Linked DNA regions of Homo sapiens: regions 1, 2, 3, 5 and 6 are each linked to region 4. A link is a contact called in ENCODE Hi-C or POLR2A ChIA-PET data. All regions are on one chromosome and are shown on one strand. The core of a region is the stretch at or near the end of the contact, and the rest is flanking DNA. Distances in the headings are between cores, read along the strand shown.

Region 1 (4,315 bases), core at 1,816-4,315, 390 kb before region 4:
TGGCATCAGGGATGACCAATTTCATTGGCTTGCACATGGGCCTTGGGGGTAGGGCAAGATTGCTCTGTGCTGCCACCAAAACCAACCTGCAGTCCCCCAACCCCACCCAATCCTCTCCCCATTTCCTGTTTGTGAACCAATCTGCAGCCCAACCCAGTCTGATCAAAGGCAATGGGAGGTAAGACAAGTCACTATCCTAAACCCAAAGCCACAGTCCCCAGCACAGGCCAGAGATGCCCAGCTGTCCCTACTAATGGCTGGCAGCTGCCCCGCTGCTTGGGCTTTAACAACTGGATGGGAACAGCTGTGCTCTGGAAGACACCACCCATGCCCACAGCCAAGGGGATGGTCTGTCCAGGCCAGAGCCCACCAACTCTCTCTCCATTCCCTTGCAGAAAGGGCCTAGACCAGGGCTGGCCAGAGGGTAAAGTGTCATCGAAGTCAGAGGTTGCTGATCGGCCAAGAGCCAAATCAATCTGCAGGCAACTGTGTTTTGTTTGGCCTAGAGTGAGTTAAAGTTTTGAATTAGTTGGATCATATTTTTAAATTGTAATATTTCACAGAAAAAAATGGGTATAGGCAAGAAAGAAAAACGGGACATACGCTGGGCTTGTATTCCTGCAAGACATGGGCTGTAGTCTAGTATCTGCTCTCCCAGTGGCCACTGTCCCCACTATCCCTGGCCCTGAGCCCACACTCGGTTGGCTCCCATGAGAGCAGATCCTTCTCTGAGACAGGGAGCAGAATGCCAAGGCCTGAGAAAGTCAGTGAGCCCCCCGGCCATGGGGATCCTGAAGCCACCCCATGGTCTGTCTGCTTTCCCAGGCCTCCCGGGTGAATTTATGGTAGAACTAGGATTCTTAAAGACAGGTGCTGAATGCTTGGAAGTACACATTCCCTTCTCTACTCACGTCTGCTCCGCCATGTGGGGGTCCATAGGGCTGGGGGAATCCATGCAGAGACCTGAGGGGACAGAGCACCTTGGTTTGAAAGTAGTGGCACTTTCTGTATTCTTTCCCCCACCATGTCCCAATATGAAAAAAAAAAAAAAAAAAAAAACAGTTTCTAGTTTGGACTTTGACACATTAGAAAATGAAACAAAAACCCAACCATGGACCCTGAGAGCTGACACATCGTCCCCCAGACGGTACAGGGCTCCACTCCCTGTTTACTATGGAAATTCCTTCATATGCGTCTTTAAACCACAATGCTCACTAAGCATTTTTCTTGAACTGGTTTAAAATAATTTGTTCTAGAAGAGACAACAGATTTTTAAAGAAGAGGTTATAGGCTAAGAATGTTTTAAAGACCAACTCTCAGCCCTGGGTGCTTCCCAGGTAGGGTTGTGGTTTAGGAACTCTGGAGCGTGGTTTTACATAGGTAAGATCTCATCTCCGTAGAGGGCCCCACCCTCTCATCCACTCAGCCAGTCCGCGTTGGGTGTGGTGAGCCCCACAAGAGGTGTGTCTTCCTCCCATTTCTGTGGAGGGTGGGGGAGAGGCTCCTGGGCCCACCAGGTTGTGGGGAGGATGTTAGTTTGATCGGCAGGGAAATTGGGAGGCCCAGGCAGCCCCCACAAACTCTCCTGACACAGGCAGATCTCCCCAGGCTCCCCTGGGCCTCACCTGCATCAGAAGATTCGGAGGATTCAGACGACAGGGAGGATTCGGATGCCCGTCGAGACAGGGATAGGTGCGTCAGGCGGCTGCGGCTGCGGAAGAGCAGGGTCCCTACCTGACTCTTTGGGGTTTCGCTGGGAAGGGAACAGGGACCCGGGAAAGGAGAAAGGTAAACGTGGGGCTCAAGGCCTGGCTAGCCCACGTTCCCACTCCCTTGCTGAGAAAAGAACTGAGCGAAACACTACACCGGGAAAGCAATGGCCCTGAGGGCCCCCTCTTCTCAGGTCAAGGAAGGTTCATTCTACAGAGGCCCTAAAGCGTCTTCTCTTCGTTGACTGGTTTAGGAAAGGTCCTCTCAGGAGCAGGGCAAGGTGAGCCCAGGGTGTGAGCAAGGCTGCCTGGCTGGAGGCCAGCCTAAGGGTTGGTGGTCTAGCAGAGCCGCCCCAGAGAGCCTTCCCCTAAACTGTCAGACCCCCACCTTTCCAGGACCCTTCCTGAAGGATGGACCAAGACCAGGTTCTCCTACTGGAACAACCCAGCTCTCCCCTTGCAGACTTAGGGAGCAGGATCAGTGTTTAATTAATTGTCTTAATTCTGGGGGCAGAACTGGGGTGGAGGGAGCAGGGGCATGGATGTGTGAGTGCTCCACGGCTCTGCCACCCTTAAGTTCCCTCTCCAGGCTTGAGATTCCCATCCTGGGGCAAAATGGTGGCTATCCGGGCAGAGATTACGGAGGCAGCGTGGTGGAGGCACAATGAGGGAGGAGGGAGTGAGGGGAAAGAAGATTTGGAGAGGCTTGTGCAGACTGAGAGCAGGTCACCTGGAGGTGTGGGGGGCACAGCCCAGGTCTCACTTCCCATGTCCTGGGCCCCTAGGAGGGAACAAGGGCGTACCTCTCCACTGCTCAGGATGCCTCCCCGGACTCCACCTCCTGGATTCGACTACCATGCCCAGTTCTCCAGGAGGCCCAGGACTCCAGACCTAGCCTCTCACCCCCATATGCAGCCTCCTTGGGGTGTCCTACCTGCCGAGCCCGGCGAGGTCGTGCATGGTCTGGGTGAGGGTGGTGACCGGCGAGGAAGCGGCCGCCCGCACCGGGGACCCCAGGAGGCCATGAGATCCCAGCAGGAGGCCCGGGAGGTGGCCCGGACGCTGGGCGCCACCGCACACGCCTGCTGGACTGAGAGCCGAGCCTGGCGCGGGCTCCGGCTGGGGCACCTCCATCGCGGCGGGGCCGGCAGAAGGCTGGCTGGAGGGCCGGGCGCAGGGCAGCCAACAAACGCCGGCACAGCTGGCTGGGCCGAGGGAGGCAGCGGGCGAGGGGTGGGGGGGGGGGGAAGGAGGGAGGGAGGAAGAGCCACAGGGCCAGGCGCGAGGGAGGAGAGGGATGCGGGGAGGGCGGGGGGCGAGGGACGCCGGGCTCAGGCACCAGCCAGGGAAGCCTCTAGTTGCAGCTGCCACTTCCACCTCCTTATATATTCGAAAAATAACAGCAGCCGCGCCGCCGGACGCCACCAATGGGGTAGCGGGTTAGATGAGGGCGGGACTGAGGGCGGGGCCCGCAGGGCAAGAGGCGCGGAGGCTGGATTTCCAGGCTTTGGGTGGGCCGGAGGAATTAAGATTTATCCCACACCCTCGCACATCCCCCTGGCGCGAGGATCCCGGCCTCCCAAAATCCGCCTCTCGCGACATGGTTTGGAGCTCCACACTCCCAAAGGCAGCAGCAACGCCCTAGGGTGGCCTCCGCAGGACCCCCCGCGGCATGTCGTCACCTGGGATCACCGCTAGGGATGGGGAGAGGCTCCAACTGGCTCCCGGAAGTTTGCTAAACCCAGCTGGGCTGTACGGTCTGCGTTAGACACCCCATTTTACAGACCTGGACGCTGAGGCGTGAAGTTCATTAACTCAATCAAGGTCACGCGGTTGGGCAGGCGGTGGGCCAGGATTCGCTCGCTCCAGGCGCCTCTGACCGCGCAGCCTCCCCGCCTCCGCGACTGGCTGCGCTGAGCAGCAGCAAAACGTCATTCGCAGGAGAAGCGCCCAGCGTAGGAGGTGGGAGGGCAGTGGGGCCCCCAAGCGGAACTGATGGGCTCTTTCGCGGGACCCCAGGTTAGATGTTACCCCAACCGGCCCAATTTTCGCGGCAGCCCCAGGAGAGGCTCTAAACGGTGGAACTAGGAATGGATTTCCGCGGCTGGGGGTCGAGGAGGGTGTCAGCAACCAGAGAGGCGAATTAAGTATCACGCCCATTGATGATTTGGCTAACTTGGTGCCAATGGCACCATATTATTTAATTGGTGTTTCTTTGATGACCAGACCAGGGAGGCTGAATTTGTCATTCGTTTTAAGCGGAGCAGCTTCCAATTATCTTTCTTTTTGTTTTGTTTTGTTTTTTTTGGGATGGAGTCTCCCTCTGTCAACCCGGCTGGAGTGCAGTGGCCATCTCTGCTCACTACAACCTCCGCCACCCGGGTTCCAGCGATTCTTCTGCCTCAGCCTCCCGAGTAGCTGAGACTACAGGAGCGCGCCACCACGCCCAGCTAATGTTTGTATTTTTAGTAGAGACGGGGGTTTCACCATATTGGCCAGGCTGGTCTCGAACTCCTGACCTCGTGATCCACCCACCTAGGCCTCCCAAAGTGCTGGGATTACACGCACGAGCCACTGTGCCCGGCCCATCTTCCAATTATCTAAAT
Region 2 (4,552 bases), core at 575-3,074, 360 kb after region 4:
GGGCCCCTAGGAGTCCCTGCGTTGTGGCCTGACCACCAGCCCCTCTCTGGTGATGGCCCAGTTGTAGTTCTTCCGGGAGTCCAATGCTGCTTCCACCCGTGCCTCCAGGTTCTCTCGGGTGATGAAGTTTTTCACCTCTTCCTATCGGGAGAGAAAAGCCCAGCTGAACAGGAGCCTTGGGCACATGCCAGCCAGCCCACCCAGCCTGCTGGCCTCTCACCCCACTGAGAAAGCAGCTCCTGCTCTCCCTGGGGAAGCATGCCTGGAACCCAGGTCCTATTTGAGAGCCCCTCTGGCCTCCCAGTGGAGTGATATCAGGTTGCTTTTCCACGTTCCTCTTTTCTCAGACACTTCAGCCATAGCCCCGAGTGCCAGCTATGAAAATCTCACGTCCTGGTAGGTGAAATCCGTCCCTCAGTGGTCCCCTCTGAATCACTCTAACTCATCCTTCCCCCCATTACTTTATTTATTTATTTATTTATTTATTTTGAGACGGAGTCTCACTGTCGCCCAGGATGGAGTGCAGTGGCGCCATCTCGGCTCACTGCAACCTCTGCCTCCTGGGTTCAAGCGATTCTCATGCCTCAGCCTCCCGAGTAGCTGCGATTACTGGCGCACACCACGCCCGGCTAATTTTTGTATTTTTAGGAGAGACGGGGCTTGGCCAGGCTGGACTCGAACTCCCGACCTCAAGTGATACGCCCGCTTCGGCCTCCCATAGTACTGGGATTACAGGCGTGAACCACCGCTCCCAGCCACCCTTCTATACTTTAAATCAAGCCTCATCCATTCTCACTGCATTACTCCTAAGTGGTCTCCCTGCTTTTAAGTCGCACACCTGCTAATCCTAGCCTGAAATACTTAACCCTTCATGGCTTCATCACCTGTTATGCAAAATACAACCTCTTTGTGGAACGCAGGGTCCCTCCCACAGACCTGCTAGGTACCTGAACACTGTCCAATTACTCCGCTCACCTCCGGGTCTTTGCGCCTGACTGGCACTCTCCTCTCCAAATCCGGACCTGCCAACTGTAAGTCTCTGCACATAGCCAGCGCCCGCGTCGCGGTGCCCAGAATTCCCAGTGCCCCGCAAGCCGCGTCCCCGGCTGGAGTCCCACCCTCCGGAGACGTTGCCCACCTGCAGCTGCAGCACTTCCCGCTCCTTGCGCTGCGCCCAGGCCTGCACCTCTTCGGCCTTGCGGGCCTGCTCCAACGCCTGCCGCTGCTCCTGCTCCCGCTCCTCCTGCCGCAGCCTCGCTATCCTGTGAGGGTCAAAGGGCCGAGGCTGAGCGGGGCCCGGGCTTCTCCCAGGCCGGCCAGGCCGCGCCGCCCCGCCCCGCCTCCCGCCCCACGCACCGCAGCTCGTGCAGCCGCCGGTTCTCCGCCTGGTTCCAGGCCATCAGCTCGCGGTGCTCGGCGGCGTCCTTCAGGGCCTTGCGCTCCGCCAGAACCCCGGCTCGGGCCTCGTGCACCTTCCTCTGCACCTCGGACACGAACTCCATCCTGGGTGCAGACGCGCCAGGAATCAGCACCCTCTCCGCCCACTCCCACCGTCACCAGCGCGCGCGGGCGGCCACCTCCCCCCGGCCGCACACCTGAGGGCGCGCACGGTCTGGCGGTAGTGCTGGTAACGCTCCATCAGCACGAAGAACTCCGCAGGGTCCACCGCGGGCGGCATGTTCACTCGCTCGATCTTGGATTTGGCCAGCGGGTCGTGGCGGGTCTTGCGGCCGCGCGCTGGCAGCACCAGAGGGGCCCGGGGCCTGCACGGGGTCCCCGCGCCCAGGCGGCTCAGCGCGCGTAGCATGGCCGAGTCTCCTCACTGCGGCCGCGGTGCCGGGACGCCACCGTGCCCCGGAAGCGGCGCGGGGAACCTTGGGACCTGTAGTCCTCGGGCTGTCCCTCACGCCCCGCCCGGCCGTGTGGCCTCTGGAACCGAAGCGGCGACCCTGCGGACGTCCGCATCCCGCCCCCAGGCTCTGGCCCGGCCTTCCCGCCAGGGCCCGGGGCCATCCCTTAGTTACTCCCGCCCGCGGGGCCGGACCCGCGTCCCTCCAGCCCCCACGCAGGGAAGGGTCTCAGCGGGGAAGACAGGGAGGGGACGAAGGACAGAACTCGACGCAACAGCTTCGGAGAACCTCACACTTTATTGGAGGATGGCGGGGCGGGGCGGGGCTCTCGGGCTGCGGTCTGCGGAGGGAGAGGTGGCGGTCATGTCTCAGGACACTGGTCTCGTAACCGCCGAGCTGCCATCTTCCTGGTTCTCTCCCCTCTCGTCCCCCCCAGTCCCCATGTGGCCTCCCACAGCAGGACGCCCCCCGCCTCCCGTAGAAGCCTGAGGATCCAGCTAGTGTGGGGATCTCCAGCTCCCTTGGGCATGCCCTCTTGTCCACCCTAAACAAGCCTGACGCATAGAAACCTCAGCACATACACACAAATCAGGCGGTAAGACATTGCCTCATAGGAACTAACCACTTTCTTCTTTAGTTACCGGGCTCTCCTGATGCACTGTAAATGTTTGATTTGCAAAACAGTAGCAAACCATTTCCCCACGCCTGTCTTCTGCTATGGTCTTGGGGAGCTCTGCAGTCCCTGAGATGTTCCTAGTGCACATGTCAGTCACCACCTGGTCCTCTTGGCCCTGTTGTCTGTTTGAGTGAGGTTGCATCCCTCACCTCTTTCCACTGGCCTGGGGTCTGTCCACCTCAAGACAGTCATTGGCTTGTCAGGATGCCTGTGGGATCCCATGGCCACCACTGTCTTATAGAACAATTATCTCCTTCTAGTCTACTAGTGACTTTGGTCTTTAACCCAAGTGCTTTGTAAATTGTCTAGAATCCTCCTGGGAAATAGGAAGGATAGCAGACAGCACCCTGCTGTGTGCAGTAGGGGCACTGAGAAATGGCTGGGGGTGCTGTGGCAGGGGGCATCTCAGTGGTGTTTCATTCTCCCCACCCTCCCAGCACCCAACCCTAAGCCACAATGGCCTCTGATGACCAGTGGCTGGTCTTGATGCTGGGGACCTCTCACCCTACTCACCAGCAGTGTCCGTGCCAGGTGTCGCTTCCTGTGAAGGGACCACTGGGCCGTGGTCCTGCCCTCCCAGGGCATGCTGTCGTCCAGGGGAGCCAGGGCATCACTTGGGAGGCCATGGGCAGTCTGGACTGGGCTGCCTGCTGCAGTGTCCAGGGCCCTTCCTTAGAAGGGAACTGATGCTGTCCTCCCTACCCCGACCTCAGGCTCCAGGAGGGTGGGGGAGCCCCCGGCCATCACTTTCTTCCTCCCCATGAGGCTGGGAGACACCCACCTGGGGGCCTAAGGGCATTCTGGGGATCCTGGGCTGAGCTGAGGGCTCGCTTTCCTCCAGGGTACCAGCCATGGGACCAGTGCTGAGCCTCTGAGGGTCCAAGGTGGGCAGTCAGCAGCAGCAGGAGCAGGAGGCCTCGCCTGGAGCTGGCCATGGCTGCTCTAATGGACAGGGTACAGCATTCAAGGAGACTTACCTCACCCCCACATCCCCCTACTTCCTCCAGGGCCACTTTGGAAAACTGGCATCTCAGGGGCAGCTTTGGTATCTCCTTATGCCCTTCCCTCTCTGCCACCGCTCCTCATCCCAAGCATACAGGGGTCCAGATCCTGGGGGATCCTGGCCCAGCAGGGGATGATGCTCCAGGGGACGAGCCTTCTCCCTGAGCCTGGGGCACAGAGGCTACCTGCCTTGCCAGCTCTGAGGGCCCTCCCACTTGTCCAGGTCCATCCATCTTTCCTTCAAGGAGTTTCCAGAAGTGGAAGAAAGTTGGAGGGGAACAGAGACCTGAATTCAGGCCAATGGATGGGAGGATAGATGGATGGTCAGGGGAGTTCTCAATGTAGGCGTGTTTGGAGCACCAGTGCTAGGGAACCAGAGTTGCAGGCCTTCTGCCCTTTTCTCCGTGGCCTGCTGTATCTCTTCCATAGTAGTTGGGGATGTGGAATGGATGAGTGGTATTGATGGGGGCAAGTGCTTCTACCCCTTATCCCTCCCATGCCAGGGGCAACAAGCACAAGAATAGATGGTAGAGCTGTTGGGGAGAGGAGAGGAAAAGGGGACTTCTCTGGCATGGTTCAGGGGTGGAGGCACCTGGGAATGGGGAAGAGGAGCAGCACACCATACGCCCAGGATGAAACTTGGTCCAGGTGTCCTAGCCCTTAGGGAAGGCTCCCCACTCACCAAGGAAGAGCTGTGGATGAGATGGCTCCTTCAGGCAGCTGCAGGACCCTAGCCTGATGGCCCCAGGATTTATAGACCAGGCAGCTCCACCCCCAGACTCCAGTGACGTCTTCAGAGGGGAAGAGAGAAGCTCACCACCCAACCCGCTTCCCAGAGCATCCAGTCCATGAACATTCACCAGGCAGCTGCTGCCCTGAGGCCACCGACACATGCTCCCTCCCCACCACCTTCCCAGGAGCCTTCAGGCCCAGGACTCTTGCTTTAGGCTGGCCTATGTCCTGGTCTCACCTTCCCACTTCCCAGGCTGCATCTTCAAGCTCCTGATCTTGAGACCTAGAAAGC
Region 3 (4,231 bases), core at 1-2,500, 500 kb before region 4:
CAATGAAAGCAAGATAGAGCGCCTGGCAGCATTCCCCAGGGGCCAGACATGGTGGCGAGACTCCAGTTAAGTGTGCAGCACAGAACACATCAGAAAGCATTCTGGGAGAGGAGGGCTCTGCAGTCACCCATCTCAGACCAGCCCTGAGCCTGAAAACACCACTTTTGACCAGAGTTCCTTATTTTTTTCAGTTAGTGAACATGCCAGCAAACAACTGAGGGAGACAAGAGAAATTATGTGGTAGACAAGACTGAAAACAATTTTATGACATGAAATGATTTTAATTATATTTCAATCTCATTGTTCATGATCTAATGATGTTCCTTTTAGGTAGTTTCTTCCTCAACGTATAGCAGATGCCCTAATTTTTCATACTAAAGGAGCAATAAAATGCTACCCTTTTAGTGGTTCTGATTGTCGTCCATACATCTGAACTAGACAACCACCTCTAGATGGCCAACTCCTATCACTAGCGTACCTTTAATCTTCATTTGACTCAAGAAAATTCAAGTTCCATTAGAGATGGAAATTATTTCACCACTTGCTACTGGCATTATTTTTAACAATCAAATTACCATAAATTGTATATAAGCTAAAAAATGCATACTGTGAGAAAATCCTGCTCAAATTTGTACGCTCCACCTCCAGTGGCACAAAAGACAGTGTGGAGACTCGAGAAGTTTTTATCTCTGCCCATTTGAATAAAAGCAGGCATGTCATGAGTGGGAAAGCGTATAAAGTGCAGATTGCCTTTGCGTCCACACAGAGTCAGGTCCTTCAGCTCGAGGTGCACGTCCCGAATGCCTGTAGACCCATAAGCCACATTGGAGGTCAGGTACTTCCGAATGCTTTTAAGACTTTCCACTTCTTCCTCTTCTTCTTCAGCAGTGATGTCTTTGGGTTCAAAATATACCAGCTTGACCAGAGTTCCACCGATATCCAGTCCAAACCATGGAAAAACTAAATGGGGAAGAAAAATAAGTCAGAACAGCTTTTTTCTGAAAATTAAATTTACCCTTACCACAGTAGCAACTTATTTCAAACGCTAGGGTTTCCAAAGAACATAATTCTAGGCAAAAGGGTTTTGGGGCAAAGAAATGTGATTCTGTCTTGATTTAGATGCATAACTTAAAAAAAAAATACTACGGCAAAGACGAAAAAGAAAAATATCAAAGTATTGAGCCAACCCAACCATTCTGTCAGACAAGCGCAAACCGCACTATGAAGTGTTTTAAAAATAACAAGATGACTACTCGTAAGCCTCAACTGTGAAAAACAAAGATTCAGAATGAAAATCTCTCTTTCCTATCGGCTTAAAAAAAAACATTGAGACTTCAGAGTTCTGGTTTAGCAGCAAACTAGAAACAGGAAATTCCCAAACCTATGTAACATATAACCTCCAATGGTCAATTTATCTTTCAAAATCTGATATTCCAAAAATAAAAGGTTTCAATAGACATTAACACCGGTTCCCAAAATGTCCTTTAGGCCAAGCGCAGTGGCTCACACCTGTAATTTCAACACTTTGGGAGGCCAAGGTGGGTGGATCACCTGAGGTCAGAAGTTTGAGACCAGCCTGACCAATATGGTAAAACCCCATCTCTACTAAAACAAAAATTAGCCAGGCATGGTGACGTGCACCTGTAGTACCAGCTACTCAGGAAATCTAAACCAGAACTGCTTCAACCTGGGAGGTGGAGACTGCAGTGAGCTGAGATCACACCACTGCACTCCAGCCTGGGCGACAGAGTGAGGCTCTGTCTCAAAAAAAAAAAAAAAAAAAAAAGGCAGGGCTGGGCACGGTGGCTCACGCCTGTAATCCCAACACTTGGGGAGGCTAAGGCAGGTGAATCACAAGGTCAAGAGACCAAGATCATCCTGGCCAACATGGTGAAACTATCTCTACTAAAAATACAGAAATCAGCTGGCTGTGGTGGCGTGCGCTTGTAGTCCCAGCTACTCCGGAGGCTGAGGCAGGAGAATCGCTTGAACCCATGAGGCAGAAGCTGCAGTGAGCCAAGATCGCACCACTGCACTCTAGCCTGGCGACAGAGTGACACTCCGTCTCAAAGAAAAAAAAGGCCTGAAGAGATTGGATCAAAGTGGACTGCACAGACATATGGAAGGTCCCAATTTAATGAGGGCTCAAAGTAATGATTTTTCAAATTTACAATGGTGCAATAAGCATTCAGTAGAAACTCTACTTCAAGTATTTATTGTTTTTTTTATTTTTAGTACAGTATTCAATAAATTACAAGATATTCGACATTTTATTGTAAAATAATTATCTTTTATATTATTCATTATTAAATCATCTAGCTTTATGCTAGAAGATTTTGCCCAACTGTAGGCTAATATAAGGGTTCTAAGCACATTTAAGGTAGGTTTGGCTAAGCTATGATGTTCAATAGGCTGGGTATATTAAATGCATTTTGACTTACAGTATTTTCTTTTTCTCTTTTTTGAGGTAAGGTCTCACTGTCACCCAGGCTAGAATGCAACGCCACAATCTCAGCTCACTGCAACCTCTGCCTCCTGGGCTCAAGTAATCCTCCTATCTCAGCCTCCTGAGCAGCTGGGACTAAAGGTGCATGCCACCACACCCACCTAATTTTTGTATTTTTTGTAGAAACAGGGTTTCCCCATGTTGCCAGGCTGGTCTTGAACTCCTGGGCTCAAGCAGTCCACCCAGGTCAGCCTCCCAAAGTGCTGGGATTACAAGTGTGAACCACTGCGCCCAGCCTGATTTACAGTATTTTGAACTTCTGATGGGTTTATGGAATGTAGCATAAACATCGTAAGTCAAAAAGCATCTGTACATGCTTCCCCTCCCAATCTAAATCGTAGAAATTACTAAAGATGTGGGTTTAGGCCGGGCACGGTGGCTCACACCTGTAATCCCAGCACTTTGGGAGGATGAGGAGGGCAGATCACCTGAGGTCAGGAGTTCAAGACCAGCCTGGCCAACATGGTGAAACCCCCATCTCTACTAAAAATACAAAATTAGCCGGGCGTGGTGGCGGGCACCTGTAATCATAGCTACTCAGGAGGCTGAGGCAGGAGAATTGCTTGAACCCGGGAGGTGGAGGTTTCAGTGAGCCAAGACAGCACTACTGCACTACAGCCTGGGTGACAGAGCAAAACTCCACCTCAAAAAAAAAAAAAAAAGGGTGTGGGTTTATTGATATATTTGATATATTATTTTCTAAAATAATTCTGGGAAACAAGAAGAGATAGCAGGCCGGGTGTGGTGGCTCACGCCTGTAATCCCAGCACTTTGGGAGGCCGAGGCGGGAGGATCATGAGGTCAGGAGATCGAGACCATCCTGGCTAACAAGGTGAAACCCCATCTCTACTAAAAATACAAAAAAATTAGCCGGGCGTGGTGGCGGGCGCCTGTAGTCCCAGCTACTCAGCAGGCTGAGGCAGGAGAATGGCATGAACCCGGGAGGCGGAGCAGTGAGCGGAGATCATGCCACTGCACTCCAGCCTAGGTGACAGAGCGAGACTCCGTCTCAAAAAAAAAAAAAAAAAAGAGATAGCAGCAGCAGAACTAGGTTTACAGAGGCAATAACCATGCATAAGCCTCAAAAGAGGAATGCTATTAAAACTGGGATCAGCTATGAAGGTGAGAGAGAGAACGTAGGGGTATTCTATCCAAGCCGTAGGTTCAGGGCGGCTACCATGGGGAAACAAAAGCAGGTCTGGTGCAGTGGTGCAGTCACAAGCGATGGTGGGGAAATGTGTTTGGCACAAGTGGACAGGCCACTCCCTCTACCAATAACCATGTTCTATCCCCAACACTGACAGAAGCAAAGTCTTCACTGGAAACAGGCACTGGAGCCCCAGAATCAGGATGGCACTCAGGTGGCTGCTATTACCCAGAAGAAATAAGGAGACATTTTACCCCATATTTTGCCACGTATCTCATACCTCCCCTAAAATCAATCCTGACCAACTGGTAAACAGACACTGAATCCACTGGCAGAAGAACAGGAATTCTCAAACCAGAGATTATCACTTTTACAAACTAGAAAAACTACAAGGGAAATAAACACTACAAAAATGAGAAACTAAATATCTGAAGAAAGAGTTGCAGGAATAAACAGAATCAAAAATATTCTCAGAGGTAAAATCATAACTCATCCATAAAAAAAGCTACCATAGAGAAAAATCAAAAATTAAAAAACGATTGCCAGATGTGTGTGGCTGCAAAAATTAACACGATAAA
Region 4 (4,332 bases), core at 1,550-4,049:
GAAATGGAGGAATGACTGCTAATAGGTACAGGATTTTCCTGTTGGAGTGATAAAAATGTTCTAAAATTGATTGTGGTGGTGGTTGCACAAATCTGTGCCTATACTCATTGATTTTTTTTTTTTTTTTTGAGACAGGGTCTCACTCAGTCCCCCATGCTGGAGTGCAGTGGCCTGATCTTAACTCACTGCATCCTAGACCTCCCAGGCTCAAGCGATCCTCCCATCTCAGTCTCCTGAATAGCTGCGACTACAGACACATGCCACTATGCCTGGCCAATTTGTGTGTGTGTGCATATATGAAATATATTTGTATACATAAATTATAATATAAATATATATTTTTATAAATAAACTATATATATATAGAGAGAGAGAGACAGAGAGATGAGGTTTTGCCACGTTGCCCAGGCTGGTCTCAAACTCTTGGGCTCAAGAAATCCACTTGTCTTAGTCTCCCAAATTGCTGGGACTGCAGGCGTGCACCACCACGTGTAGCCCCGTTGAATTGTTTTTAGAGCTGATTTTCAGAGCTTTTGCACCGATGGGAAGTTATCTCTAAATAATGGTGGTTACTTGTTCATGACTCTGGACTTGAGCTAAAAAATTGATCACTGCAAGCATAGAAAGAATTGAAAGAGTTGTATTTGATAAATCTCATGACGGTGTCATAGCGTCTGTCATAAGTCCAAACTCATACCAAATAGTAACTGGGAATTGAATCTTGAGCTGTGAACTTTGAACTCGGACAAAACAATAAATTGAACTCAATATCTGATGCAAAAAAAAAGTGAATTTCTTCTCTGCTTGCAAGGGAGAGCGGTACTTGTAAGGTACAGCCTCTCTGAACAAAGCCAGAGCTGATCTTATAAAAGGTTTTGAAGGCCGGGCGCGGCTCACGCCTGTAATACCAGCACTTTGGGAGGCCAAGGCTGGCGATTCACTTGAGGCCAGGAGTTCAAGACCAGCCTGGCCAACATGGCGAAACTCTGTCTCTACTAAAAATACAAAAAATTAGCCAGGCTTGGTGGCACAGGCCTGTAATCCCAGCTACTTGGGAAGCTGAGGCACAAGAATCGCTTGAACCAGGAGGCAGAGGTTGCAGTGATCTGAGATCACGCCACTGCACTCCAGCCTGAGCAACAGAGTGCGACTCTGTCTCCAAAAAAAAAGGAGAAAAAGAAAAAAAAGGCCGGGCGCGATGGCTCAGGCCTGTAATCCCAGCACTTTGGGAGGCCAAGGCAGGCGGATCAACTGAGGTCAGGAGTTTGAGACCAGTCTGGCCAACATGGCAAAACCCGTCTCTACTAAAAATACAAAAATGAGCCAGGCGTGGTGGCGGGAGCCTGTAATCCCAGCTACTCGGTAGGCTGAGGTAGGAGAATCGCTTGAACCGGGAGGCAGAGGTTGCAGTGAGCCGAGATCGCGCCACTGCACTCCAGCCTGGGCGACAGAATGAGACTCAGTCTGGGAAAGAAAAAAAAATGGTTTTGGAAATATTCGCCTTCAGGGATTGGCTGTCTTTCCGAATCAGAAGTGGAGTGCGGCAGCTGAGTACCCACTGACTTTCGGAAGCCTGGTCGCTGGTGTCAGGCACTTGTTGATTGGCTATTGTCGGAGGCTTAGAGCGGTCACTGATTGGCTGACTTTCAGAAGCGTGGGGTTGTCATTGATTTACTAAGAAGCATAGTTACCGGAGTGAGGCTATCGCTGATTGGCTGATTTTCAGAGCTGCTGCACCGACGAGAAGTTATCTCTAAATAATGGTGGTTATTTGTTCACGACTCCGGACTTGAGCTAAAAAAGTATTTTCCTTTCTTGAATATGAAAGACGAGCACTTTAAATTCCTACTCCCTTCTGGTCTTCCCTCAGCCAAACCTGAAGGAGACACCATAGGGATTGTCCAAATCTTCATTAGTGTAGGAAGGATTTTCAGCCAGTGTTGTAATTTAAGTGATCTAGCACCAATTACTGTGGGAGAAAAATAGCTCTAATTATTGCAATTTAGTGTAAAAAGATGAATACAGGACATTTAAGGCATTCCGACGAGGTCAACGAAGGACGCAGGCCAATAATCATTAAATACGTCCTGTATATACAGGACTCCTGGCAACTATCAGTGCAGTATTTCCCAAGTTTCTTGTACATGTCCCTGCAGAAACCGGTAGAGCTAGGATCTTAACAGTAAAGGTTAGGGGTCTTCTGGGATCCTGTGCGCCTCTAACGCTCATGCCCTGCGCAGGGCTGGGTGCGCACTGCTGCGCTAACCCGAGGCCGGCTAGGAATCTATTGGATGTTTGAAGGGTGGGTGCGGAATTGATGACCAGGAAGCGGGAAGACACCGTTCCGGAGAACAGGGAAGCGAGCCGGGTACTGGGGAGGTGCGCTGGGTACTGGGGAGGTGCGCTGGATCCTGACGCCGGAGCGGAAGACTTCGCTGGAGGCCGGGGCTGGTCGGGCGGGGCGGGGCGGGCAGAGGCGGAGGGGCGGGGCCGGGCTGGGAGAGGCTCCGCCCCCGGGCGCGTCCGTGTGCGTGGCCGGGGGGCGCCGCGCAGAGCCCCGCTCTATGATGCCGGGCTTGAGGACGAGGCCGGGCGGCGCTGTGGCAACCCTCACCCTGCGGACACGCGCTCCCAACATCCGGTCCGGCGGCCTCGCAGCTTAAGAAGTGGGGTCCCTGTGGCCGTGCGCCGACCCCCAACTCCAGCCGCTCCCAACGCCCCCATCCGCTCTCGGTGCGCGCGCCCCCTCCACGCCCCCGCCCCCGCCCCCGCCGGGCCCGCGCGCCGCGCCCCCTCCCACCCGGCACGCCCTGCCGCCCCGCCCGGCCGCAGCTAGCGTGGAGCCGCCCTGCGGGCAACTGAGACCCTCGCAGCTGCACCGTCCTCCTCCGCCGCCAGTCGTCCGCCGCCATGGACGTGTACCCCCCGCGCCGGCAGGGGCTGCCCCGCGCTCGGTCCCCTGGCGGCTCCAGCCGCGGGTCACCCTCCGTCAGGTACGCGGGGCAGAGGCAGCCGAGGGGCGGCCGGGCGGGGGATGCGGGCTGTCGGGGTCCGGCGACGCCTCCCGCCGCAGGGCGTGGTCCGACATGGCTTCCTCGGGACGGTTCTTTGCTGAACGGCTCAGGGAGGAATTTTTCCCAGGAACGGCGCCCTCTGTAGAGGCCCCACAATGGCTCCCCTTTGGACAACCCCGCAACGGTTTCCCCACAATGGCTCCCCCACAGACAACCCTGCAACGGTTTCCCCACAATGGCTTCCCTAGGGACAGCGATTCCCTGTGAAGACACTGTTATGACGTCCTCACCCCCATAGAACGTTTCTCCCAGGAAGGATTCTTCTACACAGAACCCCACAGAGGCTTCCCTATGAATAACTCACTCGCCTTCCCCAGGGAATGTTTCCCTCAGAAACTGCTACTCTACAGACCTCACACCTCCACACACACAATAGCTCCCTCGTGTAGAACCCCCAAATGGATTACCTAGAAAGCCCCCTCCCGTGGGTCTCTAGAGCCTTTGCCCTTGACAACGGCTTCCTTAAAGAGTGTCCCCCGCCCCCTACGTACATAATGACAGCATCTCCCCTGTCGCGCGTTTCCCCAGCTCCCCCTGCCTCAGCCTGCATCGCGACGCCCCCTCACTCCACAATAGGGAGCTCGGGTTGGGAGGAAGTAGAGGTATTAGGGACGCAGGAGGAAAAACTGGATAAATAGGGGAAAGAGGCCTAGAACCTCCGAAAGCGGCGGACGCCAGGCCCCTTACCGTAGAGACACAGTCCCAAGCTACCTCAGTATGGGGAGGGGGTGATCGTGGGGAGCGTTCCCCGCCCCCTTTAGATATAGGAAGATCCGTTTCCGATTTCTGTGCCCTATGCGTTTGGTGCTGATCTTGTTGGTCTGGGCATTGTTTGTGATGGAGCTGGTGTGGGGCGCCGGCGCAGTGTGGAGGTTGGAATGATGGAGGGGTTGCAGCAGAGACCTTTGAGAAGGAGAGGGAGAGGGGGAATGCGAGCGATGAGCTTTGGTACTGCTAAACTGTCATTAAAACAGGAGAGGGTTTTGTTGTTGTTTGCTTTTTCTTATTCTAGCCACATAGCAAAGCAAATATATTGTTCCCTTGAAAGGAGGTTGCCAATCTACATGTTAAAACAGTTTTCTTATATTCTTGTTATGGTACTTAAGGCATATGTTTTAACTTTGCTTGCTGATCTGATTTTTGGGGTTGTTTGTTTGCTTTAACTAGACCAAATTATTGGAGAACAAGAAACTGATTCTTAGAAACCTGTTTCTTTTTTACTTCCCTGCATTCCTTTCCACAACCCAGAATCCAGTAT
Region 5 (3,958 bases), core at 239-2,738, 480 kb before region 4:
CACAGGTTAAGAATCTGTTTTCCAAATCTGTTGCAAGAAGATGGAAAAAGACAAAAGAACTGAAAACTCCCAAACTTTTCACAGCAAAATAGAACTACATTTAATCATCCATATCAGAGAAGATTCAAAAAAGCAGTTGGGTGACTGGGCTAAGGTAGAAGACTATTCAATAAAAATCTCACATCTTGCCATTTTCCCTCCCTCTCACAATCTGCATTTAAACAAGTCAATTTCCTGAAATAGGAATCTGGCAACACCCACCAAAAAGTCCAACCATATGTAAAATGGCATCACACTGTAAAGCTCATATTACAGTATCAGGACAATTGATACTTTCAACAGCAGCAATGGCTGCCAGGCAGCGGTCCTGAATTGAAGACTTGTAAAGGGGAGAAAATACACAACACAGAAAAAGAAACCTAATAAAATGGGGAAACGGATTCTCTGGGAGGAGCGTATGCAACTCCCAAGGCAAAATTCAGAAAGATGTTGTTTCCCCTCAAAACAAAGAGCCTTAATGCCCAGAATGCCACAGTTCTGAATCGTGAGTACCTGCAAATAGACAGAAGGAAAACGGAGGGGATATGTGGGTGAGAGATGACCTGGATTCTCACGAGAAGAAGGGCAGCCACCTTAGAGGTGCACGGAATACAGTTTCAGGCCTGGTGCAACTCAAGGGGCAGTTCACCATTTTCCAGTAAGCCCGAAATTGACGAATAAAAGGGACTTAAAGTATTAGAGAGCAGCTCTTTGGAAACCCACGGAAAACAAACATTGGGGATTCAAAGGATTTGGGAGGAAAGGAGGTGGAAATGAGTCAAAAGAAGCCTTCTCGAGGATAAAATCATGTGACCCTCAGGAAGAGAATGCCCAAGGAGCTAAGAAAAGGGAGGACAGGTCCTGGGGAAAAGCCCTCCACTCCAACAAGCGGGAAGTGCATACCAATGGGTGCGGGGGGGCCCCCGAAGGTACCGCTTTCGGAGCACCCGAGGCCTCCAGCCGGATGTCAGGCCACGCACCAACGAGGGACCACCGTGCGGGGACAGTGTCCGCGCGCGGGAAAAACGGCGGCGGGGCCGGAAGGGGACAGGGTGGGCCGGAAGGGGGGGCAGGGCGGGCCGGGAGGGCGCCCCACGGAACACTTACGCGGCCGCTTTTTCCTCAGGCTTTCGACGCGCTGGCGGGAGACCGAGGTGGGGCCGCTGTAAGAGCCCAGTCGATCCCGCCTCGTGCCCTCAGCCGAGGCCCCGACCGCGGGCACCGACGCGCTGCTCGCCCGGCGCCGCAGTGGCTCCTGCCGCCGCCCTTCGGGGTCCCCGGCCGCCTGCTCCCCAGCCGACGAGACGGAGGTGGCGGAAGCCCTGCCGTGGCGCTCCATGGGCGCGCCGAGCCGGCCCCCTCCCATCCGCAGCAGCAGTCGCTGCCGCCCGAGCAAGCCCCCCAGCGTCGGATTCCTTCTCGCCTCCTCCGCGGCAGTCCAGCCAGAGCAGAGGCGCGCCCTCGGCCGGCCGCCTCTTCCGTTGCGCCAACGCGCAGGAAGCCAATCCGACGAGGCTGGGGACGGCCCAAAGGCCTCGCGTCCAGTCGGCTCCCTAACTCGAGGAGGATTGACCGTGCCTCCGTCCAATGAGAGGCTATCGTGACGGGGCGGGGAGAGGGTGGTGGAGGAGGGGATCCGGGTTCCGCGGAGGAAGAGAAGGCGGTGTAGCCCAGAAGAGAGTGATGGCGGCGCCGCCCAATGGACGCGTGGGTGGAAGGGCCCGAGCCTCCTCATCCACCCCCTCCTTCCGCCCCCCACTTGTGCATGCCTCTGCCCCCCCGGGCCGCGGAACTCTCCTGGGGCGACCCCGAGTCCCACCCCGCTGCTCCGTGCCGTCCTCGCAGCTCGAGCCCTCCTCCAGCCCAGCAGTGCTCCCGCAGCGTCTGGCCGCTGGTCGTCGGCAGACGAAAGGGCTTGAACCGCGGCTGACCTTAGCCTTTGTCCCTCGGCCTAGTTCCGCAGCTGCCGTCGAGGCCGCCAGCCCCTCCCCCAGCATGTTTGGGCTAAGCCGCCTCCTTTCCGCCTGCGTTGGAGAGAGAGGTACCAGAAGGAATGAAAGGACTGGGGCTTGTCTCCATGGCAACTGAAAGAAAGAGGTGGGTTATAAATCCTTCGCCACCCTCCTGTGGCGAAGGAGGGGAAGTGGGAGCCGGGAAGTAGAGTTGGCCTTTTGCAGGAGAGTCTGGAGCCCCTTTCTGGGTGATGCATTGGGGGCCATAGAAGGATTTGGCTGCCGCTTTGGAGCATGGATTTTTTTTTTAATCATCTTCCTTTCTCTTTTGGAGAGAAAAATTGGTCACCTCCAGGACTGAGACCCTGACCCTTCCAAGCATCCCCACTACCAAAGGCTGCCCAAGCCCGGAAGGATCCCATCCCGTTCTGTACTCTGAGGTCACTTCCTCACTCCGTCAAATTTCACTGGACTGTGGGCTAATTAAAAGTGCCTCCGTATTAGCGGGGCGTGGTGGCCCATGCCTATAATCCCAGCTACTTGGGAAGCTGAGGCAGGAAAATTGCTTGAACCCGGGTGGCGGAGGCTGCAGTGACCCAACATTGTGCAACAAGAGCGAAACTCCGTCTCAAAAAAAATAAAAAATAAAAAAGAGTGCCTCCCTGGGGAGACTGTAATGCCCACTGGGCAGTGATCCTAATGCCCCTTGGGCAGTGATCCTTATTCCCCTCTCCCATAATGATTGGTTGTAGCAGGCTGAACAAAAAGGTTGAGCTTCGCTTGTGCTTGCTGAATAGAATTCTCACGCCCACTCCACGTTAGCTCCCCTCACTGTAGGACTAGCTCTGAAAATTCTAGCTCCTGTAGGAAGCCAACACAGACGGATCTACAAGAACCAAAAACAGCTATAGCTACTCTTCTAAATCTCAGTGCCTGACATTGCCTCTCTTTCTGCCTCCTCTCTCCACCCCCCAAAAAATGTGGTCCTCCTTGACCTGAGGGAGCTTCCGTCCAAGTCTGAGCTCTGATCATCCTGAAGAATCAAAGTATCATCATCCCTTGGCTGGCAAGATGAACTCCAACATCAAAACACTTGAAACAGTAGTATTTTTACACAATTTGCCCACTGCCTCTACATCTCACTTAGTCCTTGCAGTAACATTTGGATGATGAGGTAACTTATCCAGAAGCACAAAGCCTAAAGAATGACAGAGCTTGGACTCCTGAGAAGTTCAGCTACTGCCCGCCTTATGATAACCAAAAGAAAGCGGCCGGGCGCAGTGGCTCAACTCCTGTAATCCCAGCACTTTGGGAGGCCGAGGCGTGCGAATCACAAGGTCAGGAGTCCGAGACCAGCCTGGCCAACACAGGGAAACCCCGTCTCTACTAAAAAAAACAAACACAAAAATTAGTTGGGCGTGGTGGTGGGCACCTGTAATCCCAGCTACTTGGGAGGCTGAGGCAGGAGAGTCACTTGAATCCGGTAGGCGGAGGTTGCAGTGAGCCGAGATCGTGCCACTGCACTCCAGCCTGGGAGACAGTGAGACTCCGTCTCTAAAAAAAAATGAATAAATAAATAAGAAGGCACACCACAAGTTCGAGACCACTTCTACAAAAAATAAAAAATAAAAAAAATTAGGCCAGGCACAGTGGCTCATGCCTGTAATCCAAGCACTTTGGGAGGCTGAGGCGGGCGGATCACTGGAGGTCAGGAGTTTCAGACCAGCCTGGCCCAACATGGTGAAACCCTGTCTCTACTAAAAATACAAAACTTAGCTGGGCGTAGTGGTGCGTGCCTGTAATCCCACTTACTCCAGAAGCTGAGGCAGAAGAACTGCTTGAACCTGGGATGCAGAGGTTGCAGTGAGCTGAGATTGCACCACTGCACTCCAGCCTGGGCAACAGAGTGGGACTCTGCCTCAAAAAAAAAAAAAAAAAGAAAATGAAGATGACCAAATGGGCTTCTA
Region 6 (4,500 bases), core at 569-3,068, 410 kb before region 4:
CACTCCCCGAAAATACCTATTACAATCAGGTACGTGTTCAATGAAGGCCTGGGGCTGGGCTGTGTGGTTACCTGGCCACAGCTAAAATCTGTTCCTTCCGGAGAAGCCTGTCCCTCTCGGCACCATGCGGCCGTGGGTCATCAGGTGACTTCTCAGCACCGAAGACGCAGGAGTACAGCACTCGGCAAAGGCCCGTGTCCTCAGTATTCGGGGCCCTCAAGGTGTGAATGAGGAAGGCGTGGACCATGGCTCCAGGGTGGGTGCTACAGGGAAGCCAGAGACATTGGTAAGGTGAGAGTGAACCCCAGCAGGAGAGGCGACCACAGGAAGGGGCTGACCTGGCAGTGTCTGGGAGTGTATCCAGAGGCCAGTGAGGCTGAACACTTTGAATAACAGCATCTGAACAACATCACATAACAGAATCCAGTGATAAAAAATCTCAGACATACATAAGCAGAATAGGCATAAACTAAAAAAAAAAAAAAAGAAAAAAGAAAAACAAACAAACAAACAAAAAAAATCTCAGACCACCCTAAACCTAGTTCTACAAAACAACAGGTATCTTCAAAAGCGTCAAGGTCATGCGGTCATGGAAAACCTGAGGAGCTGCTCCAGACCGAAGGAGACTGAAGAGACCAGATAGCTGAATGCGACGTGTACTCCTGGATCGGGTCCTGGACCAAGAAAAGGGTAATTTGGGCCAGGTGTGGTGACTCACGCCTGTAATCCCAGCACCTTGGGAGGTCTAGGTGGGCGGATCACTTGAGGTCAGGAGTTCCAGACCAGCCTGCCAACATGGTGAAACCTCATCTCTACTAAAAATAAATTAGCCGGGCATGGTGGCGCATGGTTGTAACCCCAGCTACTTGAGAGGCTGAAGCCACAGAATCGCTTGAACCCGGGAGGGGAGGCTGCAGTGAGCCGAGATCGCACCACTGCACTTCAGCCTGGGCGACAGAGGGAAACTCTTGTCTCAAAAAAAAAGAAAGAAAAACAAAAGGATAATTTCCATAAAGGGCATTATTAGGACACTAATAAAAACTTTAAAAACATTTCAATATGGACTATGGGTCAGAAAAAGTCTTGACCAATGTTACCCGATTTTGAATGCAGGAGCTCGTCCTTGTTTTTAGAAAATAAACACGGATGGGCCTCTAAATATAGAGGAAACAGGATTTCATATCTGCAACTAACTCACTTGGTCCAGGGAAGAAAAAAGGCAGAGAGAAAAACAGAGGAAATAATAAGGTAAATGGGGCAAATGAGGTTACAACTTGTGAATCTCATCCAAGTGCATACAGGAGTTACCTGAAACTGTTTCAAAATAGAAACTAAATAATAGTAATGGTTATCTGGCTGGCTCAGTGGCCGGCCCGGGGGTTGAAAGGCGGCGGGTACACAGTCAGTGGGTATCTGTAGCTAAGGCTAAACAGACCGTCAGTTTAAACTGGTAAAATAGCAGGTTCGCAAAGGCACTTCGAGAACCGGAGCCCAGCACCCAATTGCTGACCTCCGCAACCCTCCAGCCGCCAGCAGAGCGCGTCATCACTCCGCGCCGCCGCGTCCCGCCTCTACTAGAGAAATGGTAGCGGTCAAGACAGCTTACGTCACTGCCTCCGTAACCTTGAGGCGCAAGGCACTTCGGGGGTTGTAGTTTCTTACTCCGGTCAGCCAGGCCTAAATGGGGCACCCCGCCCTGAATGTGTTGCCCCTGCAGCTCCGGTCCGCTGTCGTCGAGGCGTCGCCTCAGCCTTCCGTCCGGGCCCGCGGACTGCCACCAAGCGCTCCCCTCCGTGGCAGGAGAGCAATGGCGGCTGCGCGGCCCGTGGGCGCCTGCGCACGTCGGTCGCGGGCGCGCGCGCCAGCTGACGCCGTCGGGTTGGGCGGAGCGCTCATGTCCAGCGCGGTGCTGCAGCAGCCAGGTGCTGGCGGCATATCCCGATGCTTGGACCCTCGGCGTGGGCTGGCCTTGCAGTCAAAACCCTCCGGCCCCGAGCTGCCGGCAGGGACCATGCTGGTCACTCTCGCTGCGGGCTCGAAGCGTCCCCCGCTCGTTGCCCTAGATCAGCGGAGCCCCAGGCTGCCGACCCCGGCGGCCGCGAGGGGGCGCCGCGGCTCGGAGCGCGGAGTCTGCGGAAAAGGCCGGGGCCTAGTTGTCCCCGGAGGGCGGGGCGCGTCGCCTGCGGCCTTAGGAGGCTCCGGGACGGGCGGCGGGTGGACCTAGGCCGGGCCGCGCAGCTACGGGCTGCGGCTGAGTTCTTATCTAGCCAACATGCGTGAGAATCACTGGGGCACCAGTTCAAATGTACATTCCTGGGCTGTACCCCCGGAAATTATGACTTTGGAGGGAAATATGTGTATTTAGGCACATGGGTATTTTGCGCGGATTTTAAATACAAATATGTGTATTTTGCGCAGATTCTGAATTTGTGGGTTCCTGCAGCGGTTTAATGCTGTCACTCGGTTCGGCGCAGAACGATTCGAACGCTGCTTCTGGACTCTCAGTGTGTGTCCCTGGCAGATCTGTCAATTTCATTGGGCCCCAGTAAAACCTTGTAGAGTGTCGCCCAGGGCGAACGCTTAGTAGGGCTGACCAGCAAGCCCCCTTCTTGACTGGAGGCCATCAAAACAACAGGGAAGAGGTTTATACCTTAAACCTGAAAGGGGCACTCTGGCGCTAACCCCTATAGAGCCTTACGTAAAAGCCCCAACTTGGAGGCTTGGCCCATTGGTGTTTGGGGGCCCCACAAGGCCTGCCTGGGCCTCACTGCCTGACTTGCATGTGTTCCTCCAGCCACCACCACCACTACCACCCCCACCGCGACCATGAAGCTGCACCTCCTTTACCTCTTGGCATGTGAATGGCTTCAGCCTTGTCCCCCAAATGTGCCTCGGAGCCTCCCCCACTGACTGTTCCCCCAGCCTAGAATTCCCTTTCCCGGCTTTTTTTTTTTTTTTTTTTTTTTTTGCAGCCTCGCTGCCCGCTCCCATCAGCAATGCTCCTACCTCAGCCCCCCAAGTAGCTGGGACTATAGGCAGGCAACACATCCAGCTACTTTAAATTTTTTTGTAGAGTTAGCGTCTCACTGTATTGCCCAGGCTGGTCTTGAACTCTGGGCTCAAGTGATCCTCCCGCTTCTCCCCCACAAATTGCTAGGATTACAGGCGTGAGTCTCCACGCCTGGCCTTTCCTGTCCTTTTAATTGACCTTGTAGATATATACTCAGACAAAATGGGAGGAAGCCTTCCTGCTCAGGCTGCCCGTTGGCATTCAGCTGCGGCCTTTGCACCCCTGTGAATCAGGTCTCACCAATAGTGCTGATGGCTTCCATCTCCACTCCCCAGGGCCATGCACAACACAGGACTGGAGCCGGCTTGAACACGCTCTTTGGTGACAAGAAAGGAGAACAGGGTAGGGTGGCCCAGGCAGGGATCCTAGAGCCAGCACCCCCTGAGAAAGTGCACTCTGGGCCCCTTAAGCCATAGGACCCAGGATAGGTTAGGAGGTGACTGAAGGGAAGCTGCAGGTGGCCAGGGCCTGGCCAAAGCATGTGACAACACGTAAATGTGTGTGCAGGTGTTGCGGCAAGCCCAGAGACTGTGGGGCCTCAGCTACGAGGCTGGGGAGTGATGTTGGCACAGCTCCTGGTCCCCAGTCCCTATTGCTCTCAGCCAGGGCTGGTGTCTGCCAGCTGATTACAGCAGAGAGCTAGCAAGGAGAGGGCTCTGGTTGCTGGGGGCCACCTGGCATCTGGAACACAGTTTCCCAGCCTCTGTCCACTCCTCAGGCAGTGAGTCAACACCAAGTTTCTGACCACTAGAGGGCTGGCCTCATGTGAGGTGTGTGGAGGAGACAGCTGTGGGAGGCTGGCTTGAGCTACTACTCCCAGAGGACAGTGGGAGACCCAGATGGAGGTGACAGCATGGAGGGCTTCCTCAGCCTACTGGGAGTGGGGGTTTTGCTTGATGGTTTTGCTGGAGGCTGCTTGTGGGTGTGCCCTGGGAGATCCCTTTTCCTTGGCCACTGGGCTCTCCTGGGTCCAACCCATGCTTCTGAGAGTCTGTTCTGGGTACATTGGGAATGTCTATGCCTGCTAGCTCAGACATCATCTAAAACAGCAAGCCCAGCAGTGGCTACTCATGCTGACCTCACTGCTCCATGACCCAGCAGCGCCACTCTTGATGTGTACCTGAGTGAAATAAGGGCTGTTGTTCACCAAAAGACACAAATAGAATATTCATAGTATCTTTGCTCTTTTTTTTTTTTTTTTTTTTTTTTTGAGATGGAGTCTTGCTCTTGTCACCCAGGCTGGAGTGCAGTGGCACGATCTCGGCTCACTGCAACCTTTGCCTCCTGGATTCAAGCGATTCTCCTGCCTTAGCCTCCCGAGTAGCTGGGGTTACAGGCACCTGCCACCACGTCTGTCTAATTTTTGTATTTTCATTAGAGACGGGGTTTCGCCATGTTGGCCAGGCTGGTCTCGAACTCCTGGCCTCATG

Evidence for each region. A loop is a pair of places that touch in the nucleus more often than their neighbours do. ChIA-PET counts read pairs that join two places held with the same protein, here RNA polymerase II (POLR2A). Pooled maps may share reads with other maps.
Region 1: a loop to region 4 is called in a pooled map, with 7 times the contacts of the local background. The contact joins the promoter of CDC25B here to the promoter of DNAAF9 in region 4. A Hi-C loop is called at or near these places in 6 of 50 pooled maps. POLR2A ChIA-PET finds 5 or more read pairs at or near these places in 2 of 52 experiments (MCF 10A and RWPE1).
Region 2: a loop to region 4 is called in a map of CD4-positive, alpha-beta T cell, with 4 times the contacts of the local background. The contact joins the promoter of MRPS26 here to the promoter of DNAAF9 in region 4. A Hi-C loop is called at or near these places in 4 of 168 maps with a recorded cell type or tissue (CD4-positive, alpha-beta T cell, CD8-positive, alpha-beta T cell, ascending aorta and 1 more), 1 of 37 single-sample maps with no recorded cell type and 18 of 50 pooled maps. POLR2A ChIA-PET finds 5 or more read pairs at or near these places in 3 of 52 experiments (A549, activated CD8-positive, alpha-beta memory T cell and activated T-cell).
Region 3: a loop to region 4 is called in a pooled map, with 4 times the contacts of the local background. The contact joins the enhancer-like site here to the promoter of DNAAF9 in region 4. A Hi-C loop is called at or near these places in 4 of 50 pooled maps. POLR2A ChIA-PET finds 5 or more read pairs at or near these places in 3 of 52 experiments (MCF 10A, Panc1 and activated T-cell).
Region 5: a pooled map shows a loop between it and region 4 (8-fold over the local background). The contact joins the promoter of PANK2 here to the promoter of DNAAF9 in region 4. A Hi-C loop is called at or near these places in 8 of 50 pooled maps. POLR2A ChIA-PET finds 5 or more read pairs at or near these places in 2 of 52 experiments (Panc1 and activated T-cell).
Region 6: a map of heart left ventricle shows a loop between it and region 4 (5-fold over the local background). The contact joins the promoter of AP5S1 here to the promoter of DNAAF9 in region 4. A Hi-C loop is called at or near these places in 1 of 168 maps with a recorded cell type or tissue (heart left ventricle) and 8 of 50 pooled maps. POLR2A ChIA-PET finds 5 or more read pairs at or near these places in 3 of 52 experiments (HepG2, activated CD4-positive, alpha-beta T cell and activated naive CD4-positive, alpha-beta T cell).

The regions. Positions count from the first base shown.
Region 1 is chr20:3,795,060-3,799,374 of GRCh38, reverse strand. It overlaps CDC25B (cell division cycle 25B), which reads right to left and starts at 3,065. Exons shown (of 16, transcript NM_021873.4): 1 at 2,644-3,065; 2 at 1,626-1,753; 3 at 912-963. The coding sequence starts at 2,843. RefSeq lists silencers at 2,474-2,681, 2,748-2,927, 2,968-3,037 and enhancers at 3,268-3,427, 3,338-4,069.
Region 2 is chr20:3,043,324-3,047,875 of GRCh38, reverse strand. MRPS26 (mitochondrial ribosomal protein S26) reads right to left here and starts at 1,824. Exons shown (of 4, transcript NM_030811.4): 1 at 1,596-1,824; 2 at 1,357-1,503; 3 at 1,139-1,262; 4 at 1-141. The coding sequence starts at 1,807. The coding sequence ends at 7. It overlaps GNRH2 (gonadotropin releasing hormone 2), which reads right to left and starts at 4,254. Exons shown (of 4, transcript NM_178331.2): 1 at 4,211-4,254; 2 at 3,308-3,468; 3 at 3,040-3,176; 4 at 2,129-2,190. The coding sequence starts at 3,461. The coding sequence ends at 2,140. RefSeq lists enhancers at 883-942, 2,283-2,342 and a silencer at 1,313-2,182.
Region 3 is chr20:3,904,655-3,908,885 of GRCh38, reverse strand. PANK2 (pantothenate kinase 2) reads right to left here. Exons shown (of 7, transcript NM_001386393.1): 2 at 608-960. Among named protein-coding and RNA genes, the nearest start is that of MIR103A2, 11 kb to the left of the region's middle. RefSeq lists enhancers at 2,069-2,148, 2,870-3,370. Within about 2 kb of position 1,250, at least 9 of the 41 ENCODE cell types and tissues checked have a DNase peak (open chromatin) inside an H3K27ac peak, as active enhancers do.
Region 4 is chr20:3,406,136-3,410,467 of GRCh38, reverse strand. DNAAF9 (dynein axonemal assembly factor 9) reads left to right here and starts at 2,799. Exons shown (of 37, transcript NM_001009984.3): 1 at 2,799-2,993. The coding sequence starts at 2,911. RefSeq lists enhancers at 1,398-1,899, 2,276-2,475 and silencers at 2,466-2,715, 2,756-2,995, 3,056-3,135.
Region 5 is chr20:3,886,917-3,890,874 of GRCh38, reverse strand. PANK2 (pantothenate kinase 2) reads right to left here and starts at 1,488. Exons shown (of 7, transcript NM_001386393.1): 1 at 1,147-1,488. The coding sequence starts at 1,444. It overlaps PANK2-AS1 (PANK2 antisense RNA 1), which reads left to right and starts at 1,702. Exons shown (of 2, transcript XR_001754478.3): 1 at 1,702-2,136; 2 at 2,326-3,958. RefSeq lists silencers at 1,104-1,603, 1,794-1,853 and an enhancer at 1,862-2,413.
Region 6 is chr20:3,817,865-3,822,364 of GRCh38, reverse strand. AP5S1 (adaptor related protein complex 5 subunit sigma 1) reads right to left here and starts at 1,818. Exons shown (of 3, transcript NM_018347.3): 1 at 1,607-1,818; 2 at 72-263. The coding sequence starts at 247. RefSeq lists enhancers at 1,435-1,774, 1,315-2,018 and a silencer at 2,015-2,294.